Linked DNA regions of Homo sapiens: region 2 is linked to region 1. The links are chromatin contacts, found by Hi-C or POLR2A ChIA-PET in ENCODE. All regions are on one chromosome and are shown on one strand. Each heading gives the region's core, a stretch centred on a gene start or an enhancer-like site at or near the end of the contact. The rest is flanking DNA. Distances are from core to core; before and after follow the strand shown. Region 1 holds the start of CIRBP (cold inducible RNA binding protein). Region 2 holds the start of GADD45B (growth arrest and DNA damage inducible beta).

Region 1 (2,600 bases), core at 49-2,548:
CCACTTGAGGGTGGAAGTGAGTCTGAGGTCAGGAGTGGGGCCGGGATTTCCCTGGGATGAGCAGCAAAGCGGGGGTCTCTGTACGCCAACTTCCCCCAGCTTGTCAGCAGAGGGTCATCCCTCCGAAGACTTTCTGGGGCAGAGAGGCAGGGGTCCGCGCTGGCTTCTTCCACCAGGGCTGGGGGAGGCGGCGGCATGAGATGACTCCTGGGCGAGGAGCAAGTGGTGGCCATAGAGGGCCCCCCAGAGGCTTTGGGGCCGCCGAAGAGTAGTGAGTGAGGGTCCTTGTAAAGCTGGTTCTCCAGATGGCGGCGGCTTTAAGACTCCCCTCCGCCAACCAGGCTCAGTAGGGGAGGCCTGTGGAAGGAGAGAAAAGGCCTGGGTGGAGGAGCAGAGTGGGCCTGGCCCCGCGTGGGGAGCGAGTGCGCCGTTGCTGTGCAGCACGGTGGGAGGGGAGGCCGAGGGCCGGGCGGAGTGCTGGGGTGCAGTGGGGACTCGGGGTGTCCGCCTGCACCCGACAGCAGGGACGCACAACACTATCCGGCCAGGCGAGTGTGGGGGTGTGGGCCACGCACCCAGCCGTGATAATCGCGGTTCCAGTGGGAGTTAGGCTTGGGTGCGGGTTGGAGTTTGTAGGCAAACTGGGTTGCGTAAAGTTGGGGTGCACCAAAGTGTGGCGATGTAGGAAGAATTGGGATTGCGAATATTGGGGTTCGCATGAATGGGGTTGTCTCTGTTGGGGTTTTGGTGGGCATGGGGTTGATGGCAGGAATGGAGTGCTGGGGTGCTGGGAAAACTGGGACGTCGGTTGTATTGGCAAGAATATCACGACAGGTGTCGGGGTTCAGATGAAGTTGGGATGTCTGACAGCCGGGTCTTGGTTGGGTAGGGGATCTGGGCTAGGTTGTTATGTCGGGACTGCTGGAGCACAGGCAAAGTCGGGGTCCCAGTGACACCCAGAAGTCCCCATGAGGCCTGAGGCCTGGGAATCGGGGCTAGAGGCCCATTTGTTCCCCGCCGCAGGCCAGGGAGCAGGCACGCGTAACTGGGTCAGCCCCGCCCCGCCCCGCCGCGCGCTGGTCACGCCCCCTCGAGCGCGGGTGGAGGACTGCGGACTGCAAACGTCTCGGCCAATAGTCGAGCCCGACACCAGTCCGCGGGAGGGGGCGGAACCGAGATAGACTCGGCCCCCAGCTCATGAATATAAGACGCAGGCGCGCCCTCTGATTGGCCCAGGATGTGTAGGGGGCGGGGCCCGGCGGAAGCGTATATAAGGCCGGGCTCGGGGACGCCCCCCCCTCACTCGCGCGTTAGGAGGCTCGGGTCGTTGTGGTGCGCTGTCTTCCCGCTTGCGTCAGGGACCTGCCCGACTCAGTGGTGAGGGCCCTGGCTGCACCGGCTCCGAGGAGCTCGGGGCGGCGGGCGGCCTGCGGCGGCCAGGCGAGGCGGGGCCGCAGCGGCACGCCCCTGGGAGGGGGCGGGCCCGGGGTGGAGTCCGCCCCGCCGGCGGCGAGGGACAGCGGGAGATTGGGCCGAGTAGCGGCCAGAGGGCCTCTCCCCGCCGGTCCGGGCCGCCGGCGACCCGGTTGCCGCCGCAAAATGGCGGCCGCGAGCTCGAGGCTGTGCCCAGCGAAATGGCGGGAGCGCCGAGTTCCCGGATGGAGTGGCGCAGGGTGCGCGCGGGGCGCATGCGCACGCGGCGGGGGCGGGGCCACGTGGCGCCCCCGGTCTCCAGGGCCGCTTTCCCGGCCTTGGGGCTGGAGGTATCCACACACCAACGCTTTTGCTTACCGAGCCTTAGTTTCCTCCTTTTCCCATTGCGATTGCATGAGGGAAAGGACGGCCTCGTAAATCTTGGGTAGGCGTGGCCCGTTCTAGTGTGGTTCCTCGTCTGCCACGTCGTGCTTTGCGCCCAAAGTTTGGTCCAAGTTGGCACAGCTCCCAGTGCCAGACTTCCAAGTCTAGTTCTCAGAGCCACTGGGTGGCGGCCATTCCCAGCCAGTGAATGCTTTGTCTGTGTCAGCACTGACCGCCCCCTTAAATAGCCAGTTCTCCTAAATGCCACTTCCCCTGCCTGGAAATCCTGCCTTATCACTTCCGGGGCCATCCCTTCCCGATTCCCGGCCTAGGTCCTGGCTATGGAAGTCAGTACCTGCCCTGAGGTGCCCCCCAGGACGGGGCGGCCTCCCTGACAGCCAGCCCCCCCCCCAGTCTCAGGAGGCATTTTACAGTGAGCAGAAGCACGTTCTGGTCCAGCAACAAGTAGATGTCAGTTGGTTAGGGTAGGAGTTGGCACCCGTTCGGAAATAGGAGAACCTGAGAGTGCAGTCCTGCCCAGGGCACAACTGGAAGGCTGTGGGGGAAGGGAGACACCCATTGTGGAAATGGGTGCGGCCTGCCTTCAGTCTTGGGGGTGGATGGAGTAAATTATTTGAATTAAGAAGTCCTAGGTGGCTGGGTGCGGTGGCTCACACCTGTAATCCCAAAACTTTGGGTGGCCAAGGTGGGAGGATTGCTTGAGCCCAGGAGTTTCAGACCAGCCTGGGCAACAGAGCAAGACCCCATCTCTACTAAAACAAATTTAAAAAAATTATCCAGGC
Region 2 (2,600 bases), core at 101-2,600, 1.2 Mb after region 1:
CGGAGGAGGTGGGATGCGTCAGCCGGACCCGCGGGCCGGGGAGCCGGGCAACTGGGGAAAGTGAGCCGCCGGGCGGAGGCCAGACCCCAGGCTGGCGGGGGAGGGGACTCAGATGTGAGTCACCCGGGAGCCCCCAGTCGACCGTGGGAGACGTTGTCATGCGGGGCCTGCCAGCCTCGCTCCTGAACAGCCTTCCCGGGGCGGCGGAGTCCTGCAGGCGGCCGTGCCTGGCGCACACGCGTGGCTCCAACACGAACTAGCCTATGGCCTCACCAAGCCTCAGTTTCCCCTTTTGCATAATGCACATAAGCATCCCCCCTGCTTCCCAGGTCTTGGATTAAATCATCCATGAATCCGGAGGGGTGGGGGGTACCAGGTCCGCACCACGCACTCAATGCAGGTCAGCGCCCACCCCGGAGTGAGAAATAAAAGTAGCCGTCATCCTTGCACGTGGGCCCTGGGTGGCGGCGTGCAGCCGGAGCCTGCACCATTCCCCTCAACAATGGCTTTCTCCAGGGCCTGGAGGCCTCCGCACGGGCAAAGGCTGGAACGCCAGGCAGCCGGCGGGGGCGGGGCCGCGCCACCTGCACCTCCCACGCGCACCCCACCCTGATACTCGCGGGGTCGGCGAGGAGGCGCCCACTTTCTTCTCCAGAGCGCCCCGGGCTTTGCAACCTCCCACTTTCGGGGCCCTCGAGGAGGCCTCCCGCGACCACCAGGTGACAGCTGATGTGTATTGGGCTCTTACTGTCAGCCGTATTTTATGCCATGCTCTGCAAACCAGCGAGGCCGGCGCTGCAGACCCATTACTCAGACGGGAACAGAGAGGCCGGGAGAAGCGAAATCACCCAGGGGCTGGGGTCGTCGCAGCCAGGAGAGACTCCGGCCCTCACCACCACCTGGGCGAGATCACGCTGCAAACGGGGCCCCTTCCCGGTGCAGCCCCTCCACCCCCAGCAGAACTTGGGAAAGGCGCGGTCCGGGACTCTCCGCGGATCGGGAGGGGATTCCAGGCCCCCCCGAAAGTCCGGGCCGCCTCGCGCGCTGGAAATCCCGCGCGCGCCCCGAACCGCGGCTCGGCTGCCGGGAAATCAGGAGAAAAAAACTTCTGCTTTTTTTTCTTTTCTGGCATTCGCGGTCACCTACCCGGCCCCCGCGCGCCCTCCTCCCGGTTCTCGCCCCCACGTGGGGCGCCCCCGCACGCCGCTCCTCCCCCTCCCCTCCGTCGGCCAACCGCAGAGCTAGCTGCACTCGCCCTTGTCTTTCCACCAATAGGAGGGGCGAATGACTCCACTGAGGCCACGCCCAATGTTCAAGTCTATAAAAGTCGGTGCCGGAGGCTCCCAGCTCAGATCGCCGAAGCGTCGGACTACCGTTGGTTTCCGCAACTTCCTGGATTATCCTCGCCAAGGACTTTGCAATATATTTTTCCGCCTTTTCTGGAAGGATTTCGCTGCTTCCCGAAGGTCTTGGACGAGCGCTCTAGCTCTGTGGGAAGGTTTTGGGCTCTCTGGCTCGGATTTTGCAATTTCTCCCTGGGGACTGCCGTGGAGCCGCATCCACTGTGGATTATAATTGCAACATGACGCTGGAAGAGCTCGTGGCGTGCGACAACGCGGCGCAGAAGTAAGTAGCCGGGGCTGCCGCCGCCTGAGGTCAGCCGGGACGGGATGGGTCGGGTTGGGCCGGGCCGGGAGCGGAACGTAGCACCCGGTGGTCCGCCCGTCACTGATCCCTCTTTCCTGGTCTCAGGATGCAGACGGTGACCGCCGCGGTGGAGGAGCTTTTGGTGGCCGCTCAGCGCCAGGATCGCCTCACAGTGGGGGTGTACGAGTCGGCCAAGTTGATGAATGTGTGAGTCAGACCCCCTTCCCGGGCTGGGCGCGGGTGGGACGGGACCTCCCCTCCGCTCTGGACGCTTTCCGCACGCTTGTCTTGCATGGAGCTGGGACTTCCCCAAGTGCCCCCCGCTGTGGATGCAGAGCTTCTCTGCCGTTTTGTGGATCGGGGGCTGCCGTATCCTGATGTATCGTCTGCAAACACCCCTCCCGCCGTGGGCCTGTCTCCCCCTACCCCATACTTTGAACCGTGTGCCCTCCCCTCCCCCCACCGTCACCAGCTTGCAGAGGCAATCCCCTGCACCCTTGCAGTTTCTCTTTTGCTCTTGCACGCTCCTTTTTTGCAAACTCCCCCTGCACGGTGGCCCCTCCCCTGTCCCCGGCTGACCCATCCCTACCCTTTGGCCCCCTCAGGGACCCAGACAGCGTGGTCCTCTGCCTCTTGGCCATTGACGAGGAGGAGGAGGATGACATCGCCCTGCAAATCCACTTCACGCTCATCCAGTCCTTCTGCTGTGACAACGACATCAACATCGTGCGGGTGTCGGGCATGCAGCGCCTGGCGCAGCTCCTGGGAGAGCCGGCCGAGACCCAGGGCACCACCGAGGCCCGAGACCTGCATTGTCTCCTGGTCACGGTGAGTCGGGCCTCTGCCCTGCCCCGCCACGCCCGGGCACCTGGGCCGGTGTTTGTCAACAAAGTCGGGCTGACTGGTCCTGCACAGCTCAGCGCTCAGCCACGTTTGGCATGTCCCGTGGGCAG

The links. Hi-C counts contacts between places; a loop is a spot of excess contacts on that map. ChIA-PET counts read pairs that join two places held with the same protein, here RNA polymerase II (POLR2A). Pooled maps may share reads with other maps.
Region 2: a pooled map shows a loop between it and region 1 (2.8-fold over the local background). The contact joins the promoter of GADD45B here to the promoter of CIRBP in region 1. A Hi-C loop is called at or near these places in 5 of 50 pooled maps. POLR2A ChIA-PET finds 5 or more read pairs at or near these places in 3 of 52 experiments (AG04450, activated CD8-positive, alpha-beta memory T cell and activated T-cell).

What each region holds. Positions count from the first base shown.
Region 1 is chr19:1,268,034-1,270,633 of GRCh38, forward strand. CIRBP (cold inducible RNA binding protein) reads left to right here and starts at 1,299. Exons shown (of 6, transcript NM_001300829.2): 1 at 1,299-1,377. CIRBP-AS1 (CIRBP antisense RNA 1) reads right to left here and starts at 2,227. Exons shown (of 2, transcript NR_027271.1): 1 at 1,792-2,227; 2 at 1-357. RefSeq lists silencers at 976-1,185, 1,396-1,555, 1,606-1,915.
Region 2 is chr19:2,474,777-2,477,376 of GRCh38, forward strand. It overlaps GADD45B (growth arrest and DNA damage inducible beta), which reads left to right and starts at 1,351. Exons shown (of 4, transcript NM_015675.4): 1 at 1,351-1,626; 2 at 1,753-1,854; 3 at 2,253-2,475. The coding sequence starts at 1,583. RefSeq lists silencers at 1-131, 502-611 and enhancers at 1,352-1,421, 1,423-2,010, 1,992-2,081, 2,011-2,600, 2,242-2,351 and 2 more.